Linked DNA regions of Homo sapiens: regions 2 and 3 are each linked to region 1. Evidence: chromatin contacts called from ENCODE Hi-C or POLR2A ChIA-PET data. All regions are on one chromosome and are shown on one strand. The core of a region is the stretch at or near the end of the contact, and the rest is flanking DNA. Distances in the headings are between cores, read along the strand shown.

Evidence for each region. A loop is a pair of places that touch in the nucleus more often than their neighbours do. ChIA-PET counts read pairs that join two places held with the same protein, here RNA polymerase II (POLR2A). Pooled maps may share reads with other maps.
Region 2: a pooled map shows a loop between it and region 1 (2.2-fold over the local background). The contact joins the enhancer-like site here to the promoter of NASP in region 1. A Hi-C loop is called at or near these places in 1 of 50 pooled maps. POLR2A ChIA-PET finds 5 or more read pairs at or near these places in 4 of 52 experiments (GM12878, H1, HEK293 and 1 more).
Region 3: a loop to region 1 is called in a map of OCI-LY7, with 3 times the contacts of the local background. The contact joins the enhancer-like site here to the promoter of NASP in region 1. A Hi-C loop is called at or near these places in 2 of 168 maps with a recorded cell type or tissue (OCI-LY7 and naive thymus-derived CD4-positive, alpha-beta T cell), 14 of 37 single-sample maps with no recorded cell type and 12 of 50 pooled maps. POLR2A ChIA-PET finds 5 or more read pairs at or near these places in 2 of 52 experiments (AG04450 and HEK293).

Annotation. Positions count from the first base shown.
Region 1 is chr1:45,582,432-45,585,671 of GRCh38, forward strand. NASP (nuclear autoantigenic sperm protein) reads left to right here and starts at 1,610. Exons shown (of 15, transcript NM_002482.4): 1 at 1,610-1,774. The coding sequence starts at 1,716. RefSeq lists enhancers at 226-275, 686-745, 1,196-1,505 and silencers at 1,036-1,095, 2,006-2,305.
Region 2 is chr1:45,927,749-45,930,988 of GRCh38, forward strand. The region is part of intron 4 of MAST2 (microtubule associated serine/threonine kinase 2); the gene reads left to right. Among named protein-coding and RNA genes, the nearest start is that of MAST2, 130 kb to the left of the region's middle. RefSeq lists an enhancer at 1-141. Within about 2 kb of position 1,648, at least 5 of the 41 ENCODE cell types and tissues checked have a DNase peak (open chromatin) inside an H3K27ac peak, as active enhancers do.
Region 3 is chr1:45,842,643-45,845,882 of GRCh38, forward strand. All of the region lies in intron 3 of MAST2 (microtubule associated serine/threonine kinase 2), which reads left to right. It also overlaps the pseudogene TMA16P2. Among named protein-coding and RNA genes, the nearest start is that of MAST2, 41 kb to the left of the region's middle. Within about 2 kb of position 1,546, at least 3 of the 41 ENCODE cell types and tissues checked have a DNase peak (open chromatin) inside an H3K27ac peak, as active enhancers do; they include OCI-LY7, where a contact is called at or near this core.

The sequences.
Region 1 (3,240 bases), core at 360-2,859:
GAATAAGAATCCTCTCCAGGAATCTTTCCCAATATGCTGGAACCTAAAGGGAAATAAAAACCCCTACTCCGATCAGCGTAGACTGGGCCATGGTGAAAAGGAATGGATGATACTCCAGGTGTGAGGAATTGCAGCTTTTTAGCCTGCCAGTTATTTTTCACTCAGCCATTTGCAGGAAATGAGGCACACTGCTTTCCATAACTGATTTGTCTTGCAACTTTCTGAACAAGTCACAGCTTCCCCTTTTTTTTTTTTTTGAGACGGAGTCTCGCTCTGTTGCCCAGGCTGCAGTGCAGTGGCGAGATCTCGGCTCACTGCAACCTTTGCCTCCCGGGTTCAAGTGATTCTCCTGCCTTAGCCTCCCGAGTAGCTGGGATTACAGGAGCCTGCCACCACACCTGGCTAATTTTCGTATTTTTAGTAGAGACGGGGTTTCACCATGTTGGCCAGGTTGGAACCTTGGCCTATTTATTTATTTATTTTTGAGACGGAGTTTCGCTCTGTTGCCCAGGCTGGAGTGCAGTGGCGAGCTCTCGGCTCACTGCAACCTCTGCCTTCCGGGTTCTAGTATTCTCCTACCTCAGCCTCCCGAGTAGCTGGGATTACAGGCGCCCGCCACCACGCCCGGCTAATTTTTGTATTTTTTAGTAGAGACGGGGGGGTCTCACCATCTTGGCCAGGCTGGTCTTGAACTCCTGACCTCGTGATCCACCAGCCTAGGCCTCCCAAAGTGCTGGGATTACAGGCGTGAGCCACCGCGTCCGGCCCCTTGGTTTATTTTTCTAAGAAACAGACTAACACTGATCTCACTAGTAGCATTGTTAATATTAAACAAGATAGCTAATAGCTTTAAAGCGTCTAATCACGGTACCCCCACGAGTAGTAGTCACACAGCAAATCATAGGCAGGAGTGGACAAACAGCGCTGGGAGCATTAATTCTGGTAGATTTGGAGTCTGGGCAGGGCCTAAGAGGATGGGATCAGCGGATTGGGCCAGCCAAAGGGGGCGGGTTCAGAGGGAGGAGCCAGCTGCCTCCCGCTGCAAGCCCCGAGCTTTGAATCAAGCGCGGTAGTTTCAGCTGTAGCCAATCCTAGAACAAAATCTTTTTGCGTCAGTTGTTGCTGAGGCCTAGATCTCACCCAGATCAGTTCTAGTCGCTGCTGCTTGTACCCGTCCTCGGCCCTTGCGTGTCCGTCCGTTACGACTCAGAGGACGGAGAGAAAGTCTAAGTCACCTTCCTCAGTATCCAGGCCGGAAGGAGACTCTCAGCTACTCGCCCTGAACATGCAGAGCAGCACTGGCTTCCCTGTCTCTGGATGCCGCAGGGGCGTCCTGTCAGGAGTTGTAGTGTCAAGATTCCAGTTCTTCTTATGCGACTTGCTGGAGAAGCAGGAAGTTGCTGTTTATTGGAGAAGTCGGGCTAGGGAGGGAAACAATCCCGCGGAGCCATATGGAGAGGGCAGGAGGTGTCTAGATAGTGGTAGGCCGGCGGGGGACGGAGGGTATGGGTGGTGAGTCCTGGCCCTTTAAACCCGAGGGGGAGGATCCGGAAGTGGATGGGCGGGGCGAAGGGTCCTCGTATATAAAAGGGCCCCGGCCGCGCGGGGTCTCTAATCTGCCATTTTCTGTCCCTGAGTGAGTCTCTGGCGTCCCAAATTGCCTGTTTTTCTCGCAGGCTCTATTCCGTTCGCTGGTTCGCCACCTCAGGGGAACGATGGCCATGGAGTCCACAGCCACTGCCGCCGTCGCCGCGGAGCTGGTTTCTGCCGACAAGTAAGCGGGACTGTGGAAAGCTTAAGGCACTGGCCAGTCCGCGGGGAGGGCTAATGGACGGGGGCTCCGGAGAAGGGGCAGACCGGTGGGCGGGAGTACTTGCCTTCCCAAGAGCAGCTGTCGCTGTTCGGGAAGGCCTGGTCACTGGAGCAGTCCTTCTTTTGCTGAGAGCCTCGCGCAGCAGCGGTAACGGCGGTCGGCTGGCGCCCCCTGCCCCGCTTTTCGCGGCCGCCATCTTGCCGGGGGCAGCGGCGGCTGTATCCTTCGCCTGCCCCTCTCCTTCCTCCCCCAGCCCGGGGCGGTTGGCCGGGAGGCGGGGCCCTGGCGCGCGGGTTGGCCTTCACGCCCCTTCTGTCCCCAGCGTGTGCCTCTGGTAGAACCCCTGGATAACCCGGGAATATAACCAACGAAGATTTGGCGCCAAAAGGGAAAAAAAACCTTGCACGAGGAAGGAGGCTGGACCTGAGGGGTCGGGGTGGGCGGGGCCTTGCTGAGGGCGGGGTTTTGCGCGCGTGCGTTCGCTTCCCTCGCCGGCCCTGGGGCAGGGGGCGGGGCCTTGAGGAGGCGGGAAAACTCCATTGTTTGGGGCCGCTGCGGCTCCAGCAGGAGCTTTGGACTATCTCCGTGGGGCCGGCGAGGCTAGTTCCCCCCGACACCTCGCTCACGTCTTGTGCTGGGAGATAGTTATCGCTCCCCGCGACTCCGTGAGCCCCTGCCTGTGGTGGGGAGGATTGTCGTTCTTTAGACTTTGGAGGTGGTGTCTGTTTGGGGGGAACATTACCGGACGTAAAGCGTCTTCAGGAAGCGCTGTCTGGAGCTCTCACCAGCACTGTTTGGTTGCTAGGTGAATCGGCAGTAGTATGCACGAAGTGGAGAAGGACTGGAGGGAAACAAGATAGGATTGTTTTGAAAGCGGCACAGTGCCACTCAGGCGTAATCTGTTTTTTGAACAGTGGAGGGAAACACTACACGAGTTCAAGGAAACAAGTGCTGTTTCCCATACAGTAGGTCTGATTTCCCAATCTTGCCATATTTTTTTAGGCATCTGGTTCTATTTTTTTTTCTAATCTTGTGCGCTTTAGAGGTTAGTTGCCTTCCCTGTAAAAGGAATGGTTGCTGTGAAGTTTTTTAAATTGATATTCTATAGGCTTACACTCTGTCATGATTATGTCTTTGTTTGTTTATAGTTAGAGATTTACGTATATCTCTGCTTACCACCTTTTCTCTCTGCGTTCTTGTAGAGCAGTGGTTCTCAAGTCACCCTGAGAATCATTTGGGAACTCATGGGAAATACAATTTTAATTTCAAACTCCCATTACCTGCCTCTTTCCCCATTGATTCGATATAAGCAGTATAGATTGGGCTTGGGAGTCGTGCTATAGCTATTATAAAAAGAGCTGCTTTTTATAATGTTTCCTAGACAGCTCTAGCAGTCAGTATTTCACTGACAGCTGTGTGTTTTTGTT
Region 2 (3,240 bases), core at 398-2,897, 350 kb after region 1:
TAAGAGATTAAAGTATAAAGACAGGCATAGGAAAGCACAGGGGTATTGATTGGGGAAGTGATAAGTGTCCATGAAATCTTTACAATTTATGTTTAGAGATTGCAGTAAAGACAGGCATAAGAAATTACAAAAGTATTAATTTGGGGAACTAATAAATGTCCATAAAATCTTCACAATCCATGTTCTTCTGCCATGGCTTCAGCCGGTCCCTCTGTTTGGGGTCCCTGACTTCCTGCAATACTTGCCTAAGAGCAGGAAGCTGAAGCTTTCTAGGATACTTCTGTTTCTAGAACTAGGAAAATTTTATTTACTAAATTTTACATTGTGTTATGGAAAAATCTCAAAAATGTTCAAAAGTAGAAAGACTCATACTACATCCCCAGTATCGTCTACATTGTCAGCTCATGGTATACTATCTCATCTACATCCCCACCTATTTTCTTTCTCTGTCTCTCTTGCTTATTTTGAAGCAAATCTCAAATTTTATGTCATTTCATCTATACATATTTGTATCTCTAAATGTAAGGACTCCTGAAAAATGTAATCACAGTATTATTACCACACCTAAAACAATAGTTTATCAATGTAATCAAATATCCAGTTTATGTTCAAATTTTTTTTGCAGTTGGTTTTTTGGAATCAGTAGCCAAACTATGTCAGCACAGTGTATTTGGTTAATACATCTCTTAAGTAGGGTGGTGATACAATTTAGTGTCTAAACTAGGAAATTTTATATAATGAAAGAGGATTGTTAATATTACTGGGACAACAGACATAAACCTGTTAAATAAAATAATTGGGATGTCTGATCACTCTTTCTTTTTTTTTTTTTCTTTTCTTTTTTTCCTTTTGAGACAGAGTCTCTCTCTATTGCCCAGGCTGGAGTGCAGTGGCACAATCACAGCTCACTGCAACCTTGAACTCCAGGCTCAAACAATCCTCCAACCTCAGCCTCCCAAGTAGTTGGGACTACAGACATGCACCAGAAGCCTGGCTAATTTTTTCTATTTTTTGTAGAGATAGGGTCTTGCCGTGTTGCCCAGGCTGTACTGCAAAGTTTATTTTAATCTAGGGTGTTCTCACCTTTTTTTTTTTCCTTGCAATTTATTTGTTGCAGAAACCGAGTTGTTTGTTCTTGTAGACTTTCCCACATTCTGGATTTTGCTGATTGCATCCTTCAGAGGTTTTTTTCTGACATGTTCTTATGAGCTCTGTATTTCCTATAAACTGGGGGCTTGACCTGATTGTGGTTTGGTTGGGTTGAGGGGGTGGGAAGAATACTTAACAGTTGGTTCAGTGTATATCTGTCAGGAGGCGGGTAATGTCAAGTCTCTCCCTTGTTTTGTTAGTAGTGGCCATTGATAATTATCACCTAGATTCATTATTTTCTTAGGAGTTTGCAAAAGATGATTCTCCTTCCCTTTATTAACTACAGTACTTACACAAAAGAATTTTCTCCTCATTATCTGTTTTTTTTTACCCTGAAGTACAGATAATTACCCTTATTCGCATTGACTCAGCTTAGACTCTTTCCTGAGTCTTCAGCCTAAAGCCTGAGTGTCCTCAGTTCCTTGGTCAGTGTTTCATACCTGCTTATTACTGCTTCGTTGTGAAGATTGTTTGCCCAGAGCAGCAGGGGGGGAGTTGTTGGTGGTGAAGCCCCTTGGAGTTTGCCATTTACATAGCTAACTGATTGCTCAGCTGAGGAAAACCTTGGCTTCCTCTTCTGGCCCACGTAGAAAGAGGAATTATCTGTAGTAGTCATGCTTGTTATGTAGACTCTGGGACTCTGAGAGGTGAGAATGCATCTAGAAGGCAGCAGCTTTTCTTTCATGTCCCTAGATGCCACAAGAGGAGGAGCCATTGCTGATCCTGATGGCCTCATTTTGGTAGATAGGATGGGCTTAGGGCTAGAGAGTCCTGCTGTTAAGAAACTAGCATACTGGAGTAGTCAGAGAAACGATTAATTTACAATAATAGATCCTTGACACAGAAGAATTAATTTTCATGGCTTTGTTTGTTAATATATACATATGTGTGTGTAAATAGATGGATTTTTTTTTTTGGAGGGCTATCTTCAGGATAAATTACTAGAACTGGGATAGCTGAGTCAAAAATTAAATGTATATGTAGTTTTATTAGATATTGTCCAGTTTCCCTTCACAGTCTATGGTTATACTATTTTACATTTCCATCAGCAGTTTAAGATAATGTCTATTTGCACACAGCCTTGCCAACAATATGATTGTCAAGCTTTTGAATTTTTGCTAATCTGAGAGCTAAAAAATGGTATCTCAATGTAGCCAAGTAAAAAGTCATATTAAAATATTCCTAAAGGATGAAGTTTGTTTTGAGGGGGGATGGAATTTCTCTGTCGCCCAGGCTGGAGTGCGCGATCTCAGCTCACTGCATCCTCCGCCTCCAGGTTTAAGCAATTCTCTGCCTCAGTCTCCCCAGTAGCTGAGATTACAGGCACCCACCACCACGCCTGGCTAATTTTTTTTGTATTTTTAGTAGAGACGGGGTTTCACCATCTTGGCCAGGCTGATCTTGAACTCCTGACCTCATGATCTACCCGCCTTGGCCTCCCAAAGTGCTGGGATTACAGATGTGAGCCACCGCGCCTGGCCTGTTTTTTGTTTTTTTTGTTTTGTTTTGTTTTGTTTTGTTTTGTTTTGTTTATCTTATGTGAAGGGAATCAGTTTCCTGTCCTGGGAAATTGAGATAGATGCATTCATTCATTCATTCATTCATACATTCAACTGCATACTAGGCCCTCTGAGCAGGAGAAGATGCCCACATAGGCAATAGAACACTTCGCAGCACGGGGTAGAGTAAAAGGGATGCTTTTTATTTCATAAGCTTTCAGCCTTATTCACCCCTATTCAGTCATTCCCAGAACTTTTCAAGTGATTTCTCTGGATGTTAGCAGAAATATTTTTTTAATGTCAAAATTCCAAGAATAGTTCAAAGAGCTTTTCACCCCCCAAACCAGGGGTCAGCAAAATAAACCCCATGAACCAAATGTGACCTGTGGGCTGTGTTTATACAAGCCACAAGCTAATAATGAAGTTTACATTTTTTAAGGGATATTTACAAAAAACAAGGAATATGTGACAGAGACCACATGTGACCTGCAAAGCCTAAAATACTTATTATCTGGCCTTTACAGAAAAAGTTTGACAGCCCTTGTCCTAACCCATACTGAATTAGCTCCTGATATGTTATCTCATCAGCCCT
Region 3 (3,240 bases), core at 296-2,795, 260 kb after region 1:
TTTTGGTTGAATAATATCTCGTTGTATGTGTCCAACACAACTTTTTATCCATTGATGGACACTGGGCTGTTTCCACCTTTTGGATACTGTGAATAGTGCTGCTATGAACTATATGTATACATGTACTTGAGTACCTGTCTTCAGTTCTTTTGGGGATATACCTGGGGTGGAATCACAAAGAAATACGGTAATTCAACTTTTTGAGGAATAACCAAACTGTTTTCTGTAATAGCTTACCATTTTACAGTTCCACTAGCAATGTACTGAAGGTTTCAGTTTCTCTATATCTTTGTCAACTTGTTATATTCCATTTAAAAAATTATTGTTTAGTTATACTATCCTGGTGAGTATGAAGTGGTACCTCATTGTGGTTTTGATTTGTAGTTCTGTAATGACTAATGATGTTGAGCATCTTTTCATGTGTTTTTTGACCATTTATATATCTTCTTTGGAAAAATGTCTATACAAGTCCTTTGCCCATTTTTTTTAATTGAATTTTTTTGTTGTTTTAAGTTTGTTATATATTCTGGGTATTAGACCCTTAGTTATATGATTTCCAAATTTTTTTCCTGTTCTGTGTGTTGTCTTTTTAGTTTGTTGGTAATGTCCTTTGAAGTTTAAAAATGCCCTTGATGAAGTCTAACTTATCTGTGTTTTTCTGTTATTGCTTATGCTTTTGGTTTCATATCTAAGAATCCATTGCCAGCTCCAAGGTCATGATTTACTTCTGTGTTTTCTTCTATGAATTTTATGGTTTTACTTCTTATATTTACTTCATCGACCCATTTTGAGTCAGTTTTTATATTCAGTGTGAGGCAAGAGTTTATTTTTTTGCATGTGGATATCACTTTTTAGGTATCCTTTCAAGAGTTAGATGTCCAGAGTAAAGTACAGCAGTTTAGGGCTATAGATGTGGACTTGGAAGCTGTGGATTAAATCACCATGGGAGAGAGTAAAGAGAAATAAAAGGAATGTAGGGGAACATGAAAAAATTACATGTGAAAGGATAGATAATGTTAGACAGTGAAGTATTCAACTTAGATAAGAACTGTAGGAGTTTAGATAAAGTGCATTCACTTGAGAATTGCTGTCCTTTTCACTCTTAGTTTTTCTTTTTGTAAGAGGAACTTGTTTCTAATGCCATCTAGTGTCTTTTGAAGGGTATATGAGTAATGTTAAGAGGTTTTAAAATAAAAGTTTTGAAATTTCATGAGACTTGAGCAGTATATTGGCAGTCTTAGCTTACTCTCAAGAGCATCCTTAAGAGAGAAGTAAAAGAACACATTAAATACTTTGCCTGAACAAATTCGGAGCTGAATTTCATCTTGAATAGTTAAGCATTTTTATCATCTCTTTTGTGTTAATTTGTAAAGAATTTAAGATACCTTAAAAATAGTGACGTCAAATTTTTTTCTTATCTTGAATTTGTCTTACAAAAATTATAGACAGCCTTACTTTTTTTTGTTTTTGTTTTTGAGACAGGATCTTGCTCTGTCACCCAGGCTGGAGTGCAGTGGTGCAACCTTGGCTCACCGCAGTGTCAACCTGCTAGGGTCAAGTGATTCTCCTGCCTCAGCCTCCTGAGTAGTTGGGACTACAGGCATGGGCCACGATGCCTGGCTAATTTTTATTTTTATTTATTTTTAAACTTTTATTTATTTATTTTTTGAGACAGAGTTTCACTCTTGCTGCCCAGGCTGGAGTGCAGTGACTCACTGCAACCTCCGACTCCCAGGTTCAAGTGATTCTCCTGCTTCAGTTTCCTGAGTAGCTGGGATTACAGGCGCCTGCCACCATGCCCAGCTAATTTTTTGTATTTTTAGTAGAGATGGTGTTTCACCATGTTGGCCAGGCTGGTCCCAAACTCCTGGCCTCAAGTGATCCACCTGCCTCGGCTTCCCAAAGTGCTGAGATTATAGGTGTGAGCCACCGCGGCCAGCTTAATTTTTATTTTTAAACTTTTTGTAGAGGTGGGATTTTACAGTGTTTCCCAGTTTGGTCTCGAACCCCTGGGCTCAAGCAATCCTGCCTCAGACTTCAAACTATCGGGATTACAGTTGTGAGCCACTGCACCTGCCAAGCATCTAAATTTTTAAAAGGCATTTAAAATAAAAAATTTTTTTAGATAAATTTGTTGGTTGATTGGTTTGTTCGTCCGTTTTGTGCTGCTATGACAGAATACTCGAAACTGGGTAATTTATAAGGAATCAAGGTTTATTTCTTAGAGTTCTTGGGGCTCAGAAGCCCAAGATCAAGGTACCAGCATCTGATGAGGGCTTTCTTGGTGTTTCCTCACGTGGCAGAAGGTGGAAGGGCAATAGAGAAGAAATCCATTCCTGTAAGCCCTTTTTATAGTGACATTAATCCATTCATGAGAACAGAGCTTTCATGACTTAAACACCTCTCAAAAGGCCAAATCTCCCACCACTGTTGCATTGGAAATTAAATTTCCAGCACATGGATTTTGGGGAACACATTCATACCATAGCAGTTGAGGTTACAGAAAGAGATCTTACTGAATTTGTTGATGGTTAGAATACATGGGAGAACGTTTATGCAAGTTTTTGGTAAGGTGTCATATATGTCAAGGAGAACGGCATTATTAAACCACTAGTAAAAAGTTATAAGAGCAGGTTTTGTTTTTACTCTTATACAAAAAATATCAGTGCTAGTCTTTTTGTTTTTTTCCTTTTTCTTTTTTGAAATTGCAGAAATAAATTTTATTTTTAATTTTCAGAGGTTAAAAAAAGTTATGATACTTTAAACTGTTAACAAGACTTAGTTGATATCCAGTTAACCTAATACAGCATTAATGTTTTTATTATTTTCTTGAAGAGACTCAAATACACCTGCATTGTGCTCTTTTAAAAACATATTAAGGATACTTGTATTTAACAAGTTTTTTAGGAAAAACATTGTACAACATTTATGTTTTTCATGATGCTGAAAATGCTGAATTACATGTCAATTTAATTTATCTCTTAGAAGAAAAAGTAACATAATTAAAATCACTGGGTCTCTAATCTTTAGTTCTCTCTCCACAAATAAAACCTGTCACTTTTCACAATAAAAAAGCAAAAAATAATATACAATTAAAAGGAGCTAAACTGAAATTCTTTATCCTCTTTTTCCTTTTTTGAGACGGAGTGTCTCTGTCGCCCAGGCTGGAGTGCAGCGGTGCGATCTCGGCTCACTGCAAGCTCTGCCTCCTGGGTTCACGCCATTTTCCCACCTCAGCCT